Linked DNA regions of Homo sapiens: region 1 is linked to region 2. Evidence: read pairs that join two places in POLR2A ChIA-PET (ENCODE). Cell type or tissue: OCI-LY7. All regions are shown on one strand. Links, peaks and the distances in the headings refer to the core of each region. The heading gives the core; the rest is flanking DNA.

Region 1 (7,949 bases), core at 1,806-4,305, 420 kb before region 2:
AGAGGATACCAGGCCCAGAAAACCTGGGAGAACCAACTGGAAAACAATAAAAAACAAGAAGAGAATTCAGAGAAGAGATGAGTTGCTAAGTAACTATTTAAAACCAGTAGGCTTTCCTAAACCGTAACTTGTTAGAGGTTATGGTAAAAGAAAAGATCTCATTTAAAATACAGCAACTGAAAAGAATCCTAAAGATCAATATAACAAGTAATTTGCAGGACTTTTATTAAAAACTCTTTGATAACCTATTGGCAGACCTAAAAATGACTTAACAAATGGAAAGACACACTATGGTCTTTGATAGAAAAATATCATTTCCTCCTAAGTTAATTTGTACATTTAATGAAATCCCAACTGAAATAGCAATTTTTAACTTAACAAAATAATATTAATGTTTGTTTGTAAAACTAATTATGAAGATGAGTCAGAAAAAGTGTTGAAAATGAAAAACAGTAAGAACTAGATGACTGATACTAAAACTATTTTAAAGCTCTAATAATTAAAATGGTTTGGCATTAGGGAAAAATAGATCAATGAATAAGAATGAAGAGTTCATAAATGAAACCAAAATCATACGGGAACTAAGATATGAAATGGCAACACTTTAAAACAGTGAGGAAAAGGCAATTAATCAGTAAACAGTGCTAGATCAATTGACTGGAGAAAAAAAATAAAGCTGGATCCTTACTTCAGTTATTTTAGTAACATCAATTCCAGATGGATCAAAAATTTAAATGTAGGGCCGGGAGCAGTGGCTCATGCCTGTAATCCCAACACTTTGGGAGGCCGAGGCGGGCAGATCACAAGGTCAGGAGATCGAGATCATCCTGCTAACACGGTGAAATCCCGTCTCTACCAAAAATACAAAAAAATTAGCCGGGCATGGTGGCAGGTGCCTGTTAGTCCCAGCTACTCAGGAGGCTGAGGCAGGAGAATTGCTTGAACTCCGGAGGCAGAGGTTGCAGTGAGCCGATATTGCACCACTGCCCTCCAGCCTGGGTGACAGAGCGAGACTCCGTCTCAAAAAAAAAAAAAATTAAATATAGAAAATGAGCTATAATGGTTCTAGGAAAATAAATGACTGTGTTTAAGCTCCTGGAATAGGAAAGGCCTTTCTAGGAAGGATTCAAAACCCAGAGACCATAAAGTTAAATTTGACTATATAAAAATTGTGATTTTTTTTTGGAGGGGTGGGTAAAAATATACCCTCAACTAAGAGAAGAAACGAGTGACAAGTTGGGAAAATATTTATAATGGATGTGACAGGAAAAGAGCTAATTGCTTTCATTTTCAAAAAGCTTTTGTAAATAAAATAGAAAACGAACAATCCAATAGGAAAAAAAAATTGACAAAGCTTATCAGTAGTTAATTACCAAAAAGTGAAAATAAGACATAGTAAGTATGAAAATATGCTCAATATTATTTGTAAGTAAAATAATGAAAATTAAACAGCAGCAACAGATTGTTTCTTAACTCATGTTATGAGAACCTACAGTGATGAGTCCTGTTCTGAGAAGGCTATTGACAGGCAAGCACTGTCAGACACTGATGTGGGGCAGGGGTGGTGGACTGGTTCATTTCTGGAAGGAAGCTTGACAAAGTCCATCTACTTTTAAAGGTACATATTATTTTACTCAGTAATATTTGCTTGCTAAGAATTTACCTATATAATTATCCCTGCACATGTTGGTCAAGAGATATGTACAGGTGTGTTCCCTGTGGCATTGTTTGTAACAGCAACAAGGAAAAGTAACCCATCAGTAAGGGATAGTTACATAGCCTATGGGGCTCCTCCTATCTGATAGATTATTATCAGCTGTGAAAAAGAATGAAGTAGCTTTCTGTATATCAGAGACAGGGAAAAAAGAGGTAGAGGACTGTGTGTACTGAATCATTCTTTTTATGTCAATTTTATAGGAATAGATGGACAGACAGACATGCACACTGGTCTAGAAATAAACACATTTTCTAAAAGCAATAAAAAATATTTTACAAGTGGCTACTTTTGGGCAGAGACAAAGAGCTGATGCATGAAGACTTTTATGTTTCATTTCATACTTTACTATTGGAAGTTTTAAAAATACATAGGTGAATTACTTTCATTCGTTAAAATATGGACATGGATTACCTGAGTAGTGAGATGATGAACTTTTTTTCTTCTTATTATTATTATTAATAGTATTATTATTATTATTATTATTATTACTATTTTGAGACAGGGTCCCACTGGAGTGCGGTGGCACAATCTCAGCTCACTGCAACCTCCACCTCCTGGGTTCAAGAGATTGTCCTGCCTCAGCCTCCCGAGTAGCTGGGATTACAGGTGTGTGCCACCACACCTAGCTAATTTTTATATTTTTAGAAGAGACGGGGGTTTCACCATGTTGGCCAGGCTGGTCTGGTCTCAAACTCCTGACCTCAAGTAATCCACCCGCCTTGGCCTCCCAAAGTGTTGGGATTAGAGCCGTGAGCCACCATACCCAGCCATTATTTTTTATTTTTATTTAATTAATTTATTTTGAGACAGGGTCTCACTCTGTCACCCAGGCTGGAGTGCAGTGGCACGATCATGGCTCACTGCAGCCTCAACTTCCCAGGCTCAAGGGATCTTCCCACCTCAGCCTCCAGCTGAGAACTACAGGTGCATACCACCACGCCTGGCTAATTTTTTGTATTTTTTTTTTAGAGCGGGGGTTTCACCATGTTGCCCAGTCTGGTCTCAAATTTCTGAGCTCAAGTGATTCACCTGCCTCAGCATCCCAAAGTGTTGGGATTACAGGCGTGAGCCACTGCACCCAGACTTTTTCTTCTTTAAATGTCTATAGTTTATAAAAAATAAAAGTAAAAAATAAAAATAAAAAATAAAATAAAATAAAAAGTGGGAGAGCCAGGCGTGGTTGCGCATACCTGTAGTTCCAGCTACAGAGGAGGCTAAGGCTTGTGGCCAGGAGTTTAAGACTGTAGTACATGCCTGTGAATAGCCACTGCACTCCAGCCTGGGCAACATAGCAAGATCCTGCCTCTAGAGAAAAAAAAAGTGTGGAAGAGGCAGCAATAAAGAAAAAGATACCAGATAATGTTTTGACCAAAAAGATTTAAGTTCAAATGGTGGCCTGTCCAACACTGCTAGGGTCCCAGGAAGAGCTATTTCTAGAGCAGGAGACTTTCCATCAGCTCACAGATCCCCCCACTTGCCACCCATAATAATGGTTCCCCCATATGTAGCCATCAGAGAGCTTGGCTTCAGCATCAAGAGAGTTAAAATGAATGAAAGGAAATCAGGCTTAAAAGAGAATGTCATTATGATTTGTGCAAGCATTTCCTCTCTATAGATAAAGTGGAGTGAGATGGCAAAAACAGATACAGGCTCACCTCATGCTTTTCCTCCCCTCTGCTTAGTTGGGCAGACTGAGATGGCTTATATCCCTCCTACCTTCTTATGAACCCTGCATGTCCCAGGGGCCTAACCATGCAGCAGCCTTCAGCTGCATGACTCCAGGACCTGCAGGACCCCAGGAATGTGTCCTATGATCCTGGCTGAGTTTTCTCCCATCTGTCACCCATCTCCTAAGCTCTTCCTCTCCCATGGCCTTCTTGGGAAGTTCTTTCCAGTCAATCTTTACTGGTCATTCCTTGAGGCCAGCTTAGCCTCAGGCAGGGTGCAAGAGATGGTAAAACCAGTTTCTACACTTACAGAACTGCTGGATGCTTCTGAAGAGTCTCAGAAAACAATTAGGCAGCCATGTGAAAGTAAAGAGGTAAAGAATTTCAGCCAAGTAAGATGAAGCAGGTGTTGTTGGTTGGCTGACCCAATCTCCAACTCATCTCTTCTTTATCCATACAGCAAGGGGCTCCCCCACAACACCATTTGGGCAAAGAAATAAAAGCAGAAGTATCTGTGAGACTCCTAAAAAAGACCTTTAAAAAGGACAAATCCAACTGGCATGTTCTTTTGGCCTTTTGCTCCTTCCCTGTTTTTCTTCTTTTGGGAATGTGGCCATGAGGCTGCAGGTGGAGTCGCCATCTTACAACCAGTGGCAACATGTCTGAGGGTGAAAGTAACATGCTAAGGAGGGCACAGTGGAACAGAGCAAAGCTGAGTCTCCCCTGACATCCCTGGGCCACTACACTAGGCCTGATGATGCTCATCTACATGTTTCATTATGTGAGAAAAATAAGCTTCCCATTTGTTTAAGGTGCTATTAATGGGATGTTCTGTCATTTGCAGCCAAATCTGCTATTAAATGGTTAACATGGTGTTAAGAGGAAGTGGCTCTGATATAACAGAAAGTGCATGGGCTTTGGAATTGCATGATTTGGCTTCAAATTCTAGTACTGTGACTTATATACCAGGGTAAGTTATCACTTAACTTTTCTGGGTCCTTGTCTCCATAAGTAAAAAAATAGGGCTAATAAAGCTACTCAAACAGATGTCTGCAGTATCCATAGAAAGGGGAAGTGAAAGTAACTGTATATAATAAGTTCCAGCTCAATAAATATCTGATACAACTTTGTTGAGAATGTGGAAGGACATTGAGGAAGTGAGGCTTAGCTGGAATACAAATAAAGCAAGAGGAGGCAAAATGTAATTCAGAAGAAGTAGAGTATGGGAAAAGATTGAGAAATTTCAACAAAAAGGTGTAGTAGGCAAATCATCTTGTCTCTTTAAATAGACCTGAAATCTAGTCTCCCATAGAAACCTCAGGCCGAATGCAACTGTGGCCCAGAAGAATGAGAGAAGAAGGTATCCTTTAGCCCAGGGCTGGAAACCCTCCAGAGAATTCCCAACACCAAAAAGGAAAGAAATATCCTCATTAACATTTCCCTTCTCGTCTTCCTTGTTCCTTTTTCTGCTTTTCCTCCCTCCCTTCCTTTTTTCCTTTTTCCTTCTTTCCTAGATCAAAATTATTTCAAAACCATGGAAGGCAGACACAGTTTGTTCTGACTCACAGTGGATAGAAGATAGGGCCTGGATTTTACACCTTCTAATCTATTTTAGACACAAAGAAAATTTCTGCATTCTCCTATTCCCTCCCGCAAAGAAAAGGCATCACAATGTAGCCCCTGGATGTCAAATAAAGAGTCAGGAGCCCTCGGTCCTGCTCTGTGTATGTTCTTGGATGGTCTCCTAACCTCCAAATTTCAATTTTCTCATTTATCAATTGGGAGTATGAGGAAGGGGGCGGGCAATAGGGGAGGAGCTACCTAGGTAAGCTCTCAAGTTCCTTAACTTCTATTTATTAGCTTCTTGCAGTCCCTGGGGCGATAAGAGAAGGTTAAATTTCTCATTAATCCTATAAATATCTATGGAGCACCAACCCTGTACCAGGAACTGGTTTAACCACCGGAAATACTACTATGAAAGAAATAGATGGCATCCTATATCTTGATGAAGGAGACAGAAAATAAACACACAAACAAAGAAATTGGACAATTTCAGAGAAGCAGTGAAGAAGAAAATACAACTAAGTGATGGAATAGACTGACTGGGAATGAGGGAGCTACTTGAAAAGAGATGGGTCAGGGAAAGTCCTCAATGCGATGTAAACTTTGTGCTTAGCTGAAATGAAGTGCCAGCCTTGCCCCTCTCCTGGCAGGACTCCGGCCTGATCTTTGGGTACTCAGACTCATTCTCAGTGCAAACTTGTTTCTTTGAGCCTCTTGGTTCCTGAACAATATCCCCAGTCTATGATCTTAATGGGCTCACACTATGGGTCTACATGGCCCATTGGAATATTCAAAGTGGGTACAGTCAATCCCCACAGTGGCCAAAGGAGAAAATAAGGAAGCCAGGAGCTGTGCAAGCCAGTCCAGGAAGACAGGCAGAATATAATGCATTTCTGTTTAATCTACTTTTTATCTCATCTTTTTGATTTTTTTAAGTGGGGATAGGGTTTTCTTTACAATGAATATGATATATTGCGTGCATAACAATAATAGTGTATACGTAACAGTGCTTGCTGGTACTTAGACATTGTTCAAAGTGCTCACATGTATGAACTCATTTAATTTTCATGACAACTTTATGAGGTACATACTGATATTTTCCCCATTTTACAGACGAAGGAACAGAGGCACTGCCAAGTAAGTGATTTGCCCAGCTTGTGAGTTGCAGAGCTGGGACTTGGAGCTAGGTAGTCTGATACCACAGTAACTTCTTTTAACCAATTATGCTGTGCACCTTCATGTATGAAATGTGTTTGTTTTAAAGGATATCTGTAGTTTACTGGAGATTCAAGTCCAAAATTTTTAGAACTCTTTTTTCAAAAATACTGGTGAGTGTGACAGTGTCCACAAAGTCAGACAGACCCAGGTTTCAATCCCTATTAAAAAAAAAATATTGGCCAGGCGCAGTGGCTCACACCTGTAATCCCAGCACTTTGGGAGGTCGAGGCGGGCAGATCATGAGGTCAGGAGATCGAGACCATCCTGGCTAACACGGTGAAACCCCATCTCTACTAAAAATACAAAAAATTAGCCGGGCGTGGTGGCGGTCGCCTGTAGTCCCAGCTACTCGGCAGGCTGAGGCAGGAGAATGGCGGGAACCTGGGAGGTGGAGGTTGCAGTGAGCCGAGATTGCGCCACTGCACTCCAGCCTGGGCGACAGAGCGAGACTCCATCTCAAAAAAATATATATATATATATATATATTCATGACATTTGTTAAAGACAGTAAGCCAGACTATTCAAGGGAGACTACTACAATGGAATTTTGCCAGGGGGGAGAGATTGGCCTCAACTCTGAATACAACAATGAAAAGTAGAGATTTATAGCCAAGGGGCAGGGTAGGGTCAGTGGATGGAAAATTACTAACAGTAAACATTTTATAAGGGTAAACAAGGGGTAAGGCAGATTCTGGCTAAACCTACTTGACAAGCTTCTTGCTGAAGGAAGGCCAGGGTGAAAAAATATCCAGAGATGGGGATGAGGAATTTCATCAGATATCAAGGGTGGGGGATATTTGCTAAACTGACCCAACAGGATTCTTACTAAAACTGGACTAAATAGGCCAAGGACAAAGCCTTCAGGGTGAGGCCTCATCAAAAAGATGACTCAGAGGAGCCTGATTAAAGTTTGGTTAAGGAGAGAATCTTGGTTATCCCCAACATTGTTGCCTCCTAGCTGTGTAAACTTGAGTGGGTTAACTAACCTCTCTGAGCTTCAGATTTCTCATCTTGAAAGTAGATATTATACTATCTCCCCTACACATTGTAAGGACTAAATGAAATAATGCTCAATAACTACAGGTTGAATGTCTCTAATCAAAAAACCTAAAATCCAAAATACTCCAAACTCCGAAACCTTTTGAACACTGACATGATACTCAAAGGAAATGCTCGTTGAAGTATTTCAGATTTCGAATTCTTTGGATTTGGGATGCAGAATCAGAACGTATATGTAATGTAAATATTCCAAAATCTGAAACATTTCTGGTCCCAAACATTTCAGATATGGGATACTCAACCTGTACTTAGCACATGGTCTGATCTAGTAAGCATTACCAATATCACTGTTAATGTGAAAGCTCTTGCCAGGGAATCAAGTCATTCCTGATGAAACCGAGCACTTGAAACTCTTAAATGCCACTGGTAAGAGTACAAGTTGACACAGCATTACTTCCGTGCAGTTTTGTGGTATCTATCAAAACATAAAACGTGGCACTGAGTCTCTGGATTCAACAATTTCTTTCTGGAAATGTATCTGAGGAAATAATAGCACAAGGGCACAAAGACATGTGTCTGAGGATTTCCAGTGCATCATTATTTAATATAAAAAACTTGGAAGATAACCTAAATGTCCAGCAGTAGGAGATTGGTTAAATACATGATGGTATTCATAAAATATATTCAATGATAAGTCAGTACAACAAAAATATATTAAGTGCAAAAAGAAGGTTACAAAATATTAGGTTAGTGCAAAAGTAAAAGCAACTGTGGTTCTTGCCATT
Region 2 (7,949 bases), core at 2,092-4,591:
ATTTACATTCAATGTTAATATTGAGATGTGAGATACTATTCTATCCATTGTGCTATTTGTTGCCTCAATACCTTGTTTTCTAAAATTTATTTATTATGTTTTTGCTTTATAGGTGCTGTGAGATTTATGCTTTAAGGAGGTTATATTTTGGTGTAGTTTGAGGATTTGTTTCAAGATTTAGAGCTCCTTTTAGCAGTTCTTGTAGTGCAGGCTTTATAGTGGTGAATTCTCTTAGTATTTGTTTGTCTAAAAAAAAACCTGTATCTTTTCTTCATTTATGAAGCTTAGTTTCACTGGTTACAAAATTCTTAGCTGATAATTGTTTTGTTTAAGGAGGCTAGAGATAGGGCCCCAATCCCTTCTAGCTTGTAGGGTTTCTGCTGAGAAATCTGCTGTTAATCTCATATGTTTTCCTTTATAGGTTACCTGGTGTTTTTGCCTCACAGCTCTTAAGATTTATTTCCTTCATCTTGACTTCAGATAACCTGATGACTATGTGCCTAGGCAATGATCTTTTTGTGATAAATTTCCCAGGTGTTTTTTTGAGCTTCTTGTATTTGGATGTCTAGGTCTCTGGCAAGGCTAGGAAAGTTTGCCTTGATTTTTCCCTCAAATATGTTTTCCAAACTTGTTAGATTTCTTCTTTCTAAGGAACACAAATTATTTTTAGGTTTAGTTACATAGTCCCAAACTTCTTGGAGGCTTTGTTCATTTTTTAAAAAATTCTATTTTCTTTGTCTTTGTTGGATTGGGTTAATTTGAAAACCTGTTTTTGAGCTCTGAAGTTCTTTCTTCTGCTTGTTCGATTCTGTTGCTGAGACTTCCCAGTGTATTTTGCATTTCTCTAAGTATGTCCTTCATTTCCAAAAATTGTGATTGTTTTCTATTTATGCTATTTCACCGAAGATTTTTCCCTTCTGTATTAGTCCATTTTCATACTGCTACGAAGAAATACCCAAGACTTGGTAATTTATAAAGAAAAAGAGGTTTTATGGACTCACAGTTCCACATGGCTGGGGAGGCCTCACAATCATGGCAGAAGGCAAAGGAAGAGCAAAGGCACATCTTACATGGCTGCAAGAAAGCATGTGCAGGGGAATTGCCCTTAATAAGACCATCAGATCTCATGAGACTTATTCACTATCATGAGAACAGCATGGGAAAAACTCTGCTCCCATGATTCAATTACCTCCCACTGTGTCCCTCCCATGACACATAGGGATTATGGGAGCTACAATTCAAGATGAGATTTGGGTGGGGACACAGCCAAACCATATCACCTTCATTTCCTGTATCATTGTTTTGGTTTCATTAAGTTGGACTTCATCTTTCTCTGGTGTCTCCTTAATTTGCTTAATAATCGACCTTCTGAATTTTTTTTCTGGCAATTCAGAGACTTCTTCTTGGTTTGGATCCATTGCTGGTGAGCTAGTGTGATCTTTTGGAGGTGTTAAAGAAACATGTTTTGTCATTTTACCAAAACTGTTTTTCTGATTCCTTCTCATTTGGACAGACTATGTCAGAGGGAAGATCTGGGACTCAAGAGCTGCTGTTCAGATTCTTTGTCCCAAGGGGTGCTCCCTTGATGTAGTGCTCTCCCCTTCCCCTAAGGATGTGGCTTCCTGAGAGCCAAACTGCAGTTATTTCTCTTCTGGATGTAGCCACTCAGTGGAGCTACTGGGTTCTGGGCTGGTACTGGGGAGTGTCTGACCAAAGTCCTGTGATGTGAACCATTTTCATGTCTACCATCTTCAGGTGTCTCAGTCTTGGATACCAGCACCTGTTTTGGTGGAGTTGGCAGGGGAGTGAAATGGATTCTGTGAGGGTCCTTAGTTGTAGTTTTGTCTATTGCACTAGTTTTGTATTTGTTGGCCTCCAGCCAGGAGGTGGCACTTTCAGGGGAGCATCAGTTGCCATAGTATAGGGAGGATCAAGGCAGTGGGTGGAGCCCTAGAGCTCCGAAGAGATTATGTCCTTTGTCTTTGGCTACAAGGGTGGGTAGAGAAAGACCATCAGGTCGGGGCAGGGTTAGGCCTGTCTGAGCTCAGGCTCTCCTTGGGTGGGGCTTGCTGCAGCTGCTGTGGGGTATGGGGATGTGGTTCTCAGGCCAGTGAAGTTATGTTCCCAGGGGGATTGTAGCTGCCTCTGATGTGTCATGCAGGTCACCAGGGAAGTCGGGGAAAGCTGGCAGTTACAGGCTTCACCTAGCTCCCATGCAGCCCAAGAGGCTGGTCTCACTCCCACCATGCCCCCACCAACAGCACTGAGTTTATTTCCAGGCAGCCAGTGAGCAGGGCTGAGAACTTGCCACAGGCTACTAGCCTTTTAGCTGAGAAAGCAAGCAGGGCTTTCAGGTCTTGTGCCTCCCTGCCTGCTGCGGCTTCTGTGCTGTGTATCCACTCCCGATTCACCTCCTCCCCCAGTTTCTATCGAGGAAATTTGTGTTCAGTTGAAATTGTTACAAAGTTCAGCTGGAAGTTTCTTTCTCCCTGTGGTCTTTTCCCAGTTCCTCTGGCAGCCCTTCCCAAGGATCTCTGTGAGACTAAGTCAGAAATGGCTTCCCTGGGGACCGAGAGAGCCCACAGGGCTCTTCCCACTACTTCTACCCTTGTATTTTGCTTAGCTCTCTAAATTTGTCTCAACTCTAGGTAAGATCAAATCCTTCTCCCATTATCTGGACCTTCAGTTTCCCCCGTGAAGGTGTGTGTTCAAGGGCAGACAATCCCCCTTTCACACTTTGGGCACTCACATTTTTTCAACCATCTTCTGGGGCCTGCAGGAGCAATCTGCTTCCTTCAAAGGGTCTGTGGATTCTCTAGGCTTTCCGGGTATGTTCCTGCAGTAGTTCTTGGAGTAAAAGTTTACAATGTGCATCTCCACAAGCTGCTCTGTCCATCTGAGTGGGAGCTGGAAGTTAGTCCTGCCTTCTATCCACCATTTTCCTGCTGTTCAAATAAATGCCTTTTCTTTATAAATTACCCGGTTTCAGGTATTTTGTTATAAGCAACAGAAAACAGACTAAGACAGACAGCTTTAACCATTACCAAGTTCTTCCTGCCATTAAGCTAAACTGATTCCTTGTAATGTCTTTCCTTTAGTTCTATTTGTGTCTGCTTGCTTATAATACATTTAGTGTTTCTTCTATTAAACAGTCCTTTAGCTATTTGAAGACAACTATGCTGTTTCCAGCCCTACTCTAGCCTCACTCCTAAACTTTCTCTTCTCTCGAATATTCAAAACCAGTTCCTCATACTGAACTTTAACAAAGATCAAGGTTCTGTTTGAGGCAGAAAAAAAAAAAAAAAGAACTGAAACAGTGACTCTTTTTTGTTTGACCACATCCTCTTGTTTATCTTGAAAATCAAGGTGGATAGACTATGAATGTGAGATGAAAAAAGCCAAAGAGGCTCTCTGTGTTACTATGATGACTACTCTGATCTGAGCCACTATTACTTCTTTCCTAGACTACTGCAATGTATTTCTAACTAATTACTAATTGCTATCTCTGACCTGTGTCCCTATCGTGAAGGTAAGAGTACTGACACACAGAGTCTCAATAGGTAATTTACTCAAGATAATGTCACATGTAAAAGAATTGACTCCAAGACTGTTTTCATCTATAGCCTGTAACAGAACTAATGATGGCCAATGAAATTATCACTTGGGTCTTGAATTTAATCTAGATGAGATGAAAATAGTGGCACTTTTGAAAATAATTTTAAAAGCATACTTAAGAGTTCTGGTTCCAAGGAAGATGGAGTAAGCACACTCCACCCCATCTCTCCTACTGAAGGCAGTTATAAATTCTGGACTGAATGCAAGGACCAGCTACTATGTGAAGTCTCTGAAAAATAAATGGTAGCATCCAGGTTGAGGAATAAGACTTGAATTCAAAGTCTGGTCAAATCATTTGTGAATTTACCGTGTTTTCCCTCCAGTATTACCTAGCCTAGACATGAAGGCAGCCTGCTATGGTTTGGATATTTGACCCCTCCAAACCTTATGTTGAAATTTGATTTCCAGTGTTGGAAGTAGGGCCTGATAGGAGGCATTTGAGTCATGGGGGCAGATCCCTCATGAATAGATTAATGTCTTCCCTGTGTAGACGGGTGAGTGACTTCTCAGTCTAATAATTTTCAGGAGAGCTGGTGGTTTAAAAGAGCCTGACATCCCTACCTCTTGCTTCTGCTCTCGCCATGTGATCTTTGCACACATCATTCACTTTGCCTTCTGCTCTAAGTGGAAGCAGCCTGAGACTTTTGCCAGATGCCCAACCTCCCAGCCAGCAGAATCATGAGCCAAATAAACTTTTTTTAAAAATAAATCACTCCATCTCAGACATTCCTTTATAGCAACACAAATAGACTAAGACACAGCCCAGCATCTGAAAGTGCACACTGGCTGCTGTCAGAAAGAGATTCAAGAGAAACTCTTCTGCTTTAAAGGACAAAGAAAGGGGGATGCATAGGGTAGAAAACAGTGGAGAATACTTTGGTATTTTTCCTTTTTCTACTACCCCAACCCCCAGGCATTATGGAAGTGGCAATTGTACAGTGATGACAGTGGTAGCTGAATAGATGCCTAAAATTCTGAAAGAGGGGAACCTTCCCCTGACCAGATGAGTATGGATCTAAGAGCATGGTGTGAATTCCCGTTGCTTTTTTTTTTTTTCTTCTCTGTCTTCATCACTTGACCTGGGACACAGATATTGTCACAAGAAGTGCCTTGCCGAGTAGAAAAAATAAAGCTTCAACTTCCTAGCTGGAGGCCCATGAAGGAGGTGCCAGGAAGCTAAAACATATCAATGAGATCACAGAGAGGTGGGAAGTCGAAAAGGCAATTCTATATTATTGTATCTGAATGCCTGAGATCACCATTGATGTGCCCGTGTATACATCTGAGCATACCATAGAGTTAAAAGACTTGGCCACAGGGTAGTACACATGGGGAACTGATCTGGATAACACAGGAAACATTTTAAAGTTAAAGTGATATTGAAAACATAGCTTATAGAAGGTAAGTCAGAACTTGTGGCCCAAACCTAGCCTAGACAACTGCCTGTTTAAACAAACAAAGAAAAATATTTCCCTTTGGATTGAAACTAGACTTAGAATCTCATAATATATTCTTCAAAACATCTAGGATTTAATCCAAAATTACTTATACAAAAATTCAAACAAGGCAAAAAATAAAATAAACAAACAAAAAAGGAAAATTCAACTCTCAAGGAAAAGATAATAACAAATGCCAACTCCAAGATGACAAAGATATTGGAATTATCTGTAAAATAAAGGGTAAACGTTCTTCAAACAAATGGAAAAGTGAAATATCTCAGCAAAAAAAATAGAAGATAGAAAGGAAAACCAAATAGAAATTTAAAAACTGAAAAATATACTGTCCAAACTAAAAAATTCACTGGATAGATCCAATAGCAGAACAGAGATAACAGAATAAAGAGTCAGTAAACTTAAAAATAGATTAATGGAAATTACACAAAATTTATTTATAATTATTAATATTATTAATAAATATTACACAAGAGGGAGAAAAAATTTTTTTAAATAAACAGAACCTTAGGGAGCTATGAGAAATACCAAAAGTTCTAACATCAATGTCATGTCATCAGTTTTACAAAGACACAACTAAGTGCGTGCGCCAGAAAAATCATTTAAAGTTACAATGGCTGAAAAGGTCCTAAATTTGGCAAAAAAAAAAAAAAAAAAAAACCATAATTTTTTATGTTCAAGAAGACTGGTGAATCCAAAATGGAATAAAACAAAAGAAATTCATGCCTAACACAGTATAATCAAACTGCTGAAAACTAAAGACAAAGAATAATCCTGAACAGCCAGATGAAAGCAATGTGCTTCATAAAGAGAAACAAGAAATCAAATATTTGTAAATTTGTTGTTAGAGTCCACCAAGGCTAGAAGCAAGTGATACAAGATTTTAAAGAGCTAAAAGAGGCCGGGCGCACGTGGCTCACGCCTGTAATCCCAGCACTTTGGGAGGCCAAGGAGGGCGGATCACGAGGTCAGGAGATGGAGACCATCCTGGCTAACACGGTGAAACTCCGTCTCTACTAAAAATACAAAAAAATTAGCCAGGCATGGCAGCGTGCACCTGTAGTCCCAGCTGCTGGGCGGGTCTGAGGCAGGAGAATGGCGTGAACCCGGGAGGCGGAGCTTGCAGTGAGCCCATATCGCGCCACTGCACTCCAGCCTGGGTGACAAAGCAAGACTCCATCAAAAAAAAAAAAAAAAAAAAGATCTAAAAGAAAGGAACAGCCAATTCAGAATTTATATCCACTGAAAATATTCCATATCCAGTGAATATGTTTCTTAGCTAAGAAAATTGTCACAAGCATAACTACTGTAAAAGAAATGCTAAAGGAAATTATTCAATGAAAAAAATTATATTAGAAGGAAACTTGGACATGGGGAATGAATGAAGGAATAATAACAGAAATGCAAAAAATTAGTAAACATAATAGGCTATTCTTTTTTTCTTAAGTTCTTTAAAATATAGATGATGATTGGAAACAAAAATTGCAGCCAAATATTTAATACATGTGAAAACTACATCACTAAAAAGGGGAGGTGAAAAGGTTTATTTCATGGTAAGTTTTCTATATTTCACTTATAGTGGCAAAATACTAATTCTAATTAGACTGAAAATTTAGTAGAGATTATATATATATAATATGTAATTTAAATATATGTATTTAATCCCTGAAGTTACCACACAAAAAATTTTTTTTACAAGGAGATATAGTCAAAAGCTTACTAGATAAATTATATCGGAAGTCTAAAAAAAAATTAAATATTCAAAGAAGGCAGGAGAGGGAAAAGGAAGAAACAACAAAAGAAAACAAAAACAAAAACAGAGAGAACAAACAGAAAACATTAGTAAAATGGTAGCCTTAATCTAAACATATTGAAAATTATATTAAATGGAAATGGTCTAAACATGTCAATTGAAGGATAGGGATTGTCAGAAAACAAAAAATAAAACCCAATTACATGTGGTCTATAAGAAACACACTTTAAATATAATGATATAGACAGGTTAAAAGTAAAAGGATGGTAAAGATATACCATGGAAACCCTAAACAAAACAAATGGGTGGCTATATTAATGTCACAGTAATTGTCGGAACAAGGAAAATCATCAGGGATAAAGAGCTACATTACATAATGATAAAGGGTCAATTCACCAAGAAGACATAACAATCCTGAATCTGCATGTACTTTACAGCAACACTTCAAAATATATGAAATAAAAACTGATAGAGCTGAAATGAGAAATGGAGACACTCACAGTTATGATTGCATATTTTAGCAAGCCTCCCTCAATAACAGAACAAGTAGAGAAAATTAAAAGGATTTACAATCGCTAAACAAAATACCATCTACCAACTGAAACTAACTGATATTTATAGGATACTCCATGCAATAATAGCAGAATACAAAATGTTTTCAAGCGCACATAAAACATTCACCAAGCTAGGTCATATCCTGAATAATAAAACAAACCTTAAAAAGTTGAAACATACTGGAATAATACAAATTATATAATTTCAACAAATAAATAACAGAAAGATAATTGAAAAATCTCCAAACAATTGGAAATTAAATAACATATTTCAGAATAGTCAATAGATTAAACATTTCTCAAGAGAAAATTAGAAAGCATTTTGAGTTGAATTAAGATAAAAATGGACAATTTAAAATATTGCGATTAGAGTAGAATTTATAACAGTAAATGTTTCTCTTATTTTAAAGTAAATGTTTCTATTATGATCAAAGTCATAATTCAATCATCTAAACTCCACCTTTAGAAACTAAAAAAAGAATAAAATAAACCCAAAGCAAGCAAAGAAAGAAAATAATAAAGATAAGAGCAGAAATCAAAAAAATTGAAACCAGAAACACAATAGAGAAAAATCAA

The links. Peaks named below come from ENCODE experiments on the same cell type or tissue, not always from the same donor. Only the 100,000 strongest peaks of a DNase experiment are listed, where the experiment ranks them.
Region 1: POLR2A ChIA-PET joins it to region 2 with 5 read pairs; 1 of 35 experiments calls an interaction of 5 or more read pairs at or near these places.

What each region holds. Positions count from the first base shown.
Region 1 is chr10:62,105,602-62,113,550 of GRCh38, forward strand. No RefSeq gene overlaps it. Among named protein-coding and RNA genes, the nearest start is that of LINC02621, 150 kb to the right of the region's middle. RefSeq lists enhancers at 4,151-4,200, 4,231-4,300. In OCI-LY7, for the core only: no CTCF peak of the experiment used is centred there; DNase peaks (open chromatin) are centred at 2,660, 3,360 and 3,730; H3K4me3 peaks cover 1,326 bases; H3K27ac peaks cover 1,433 bases.
Region 2 is chr10:62,525,349-62,533,297 of GRCh38, forward strand. No RefSeq gene overlaps it. Among named protein-coding and RNA genes, the nearest start is that of ZNF365, 150 kb to the left of the region's middle. RefSeq lists an enhancer at 1,983-2,202. In OCI-LY7, for the core only: no CTCF peak of the experiment used is centred there; DNase peaks (open chromatin) are centred at 3,313 and 4,213; H3K4me3 peaks cover 1,908 bases; H3K27ac peaks cover 2,500 bases.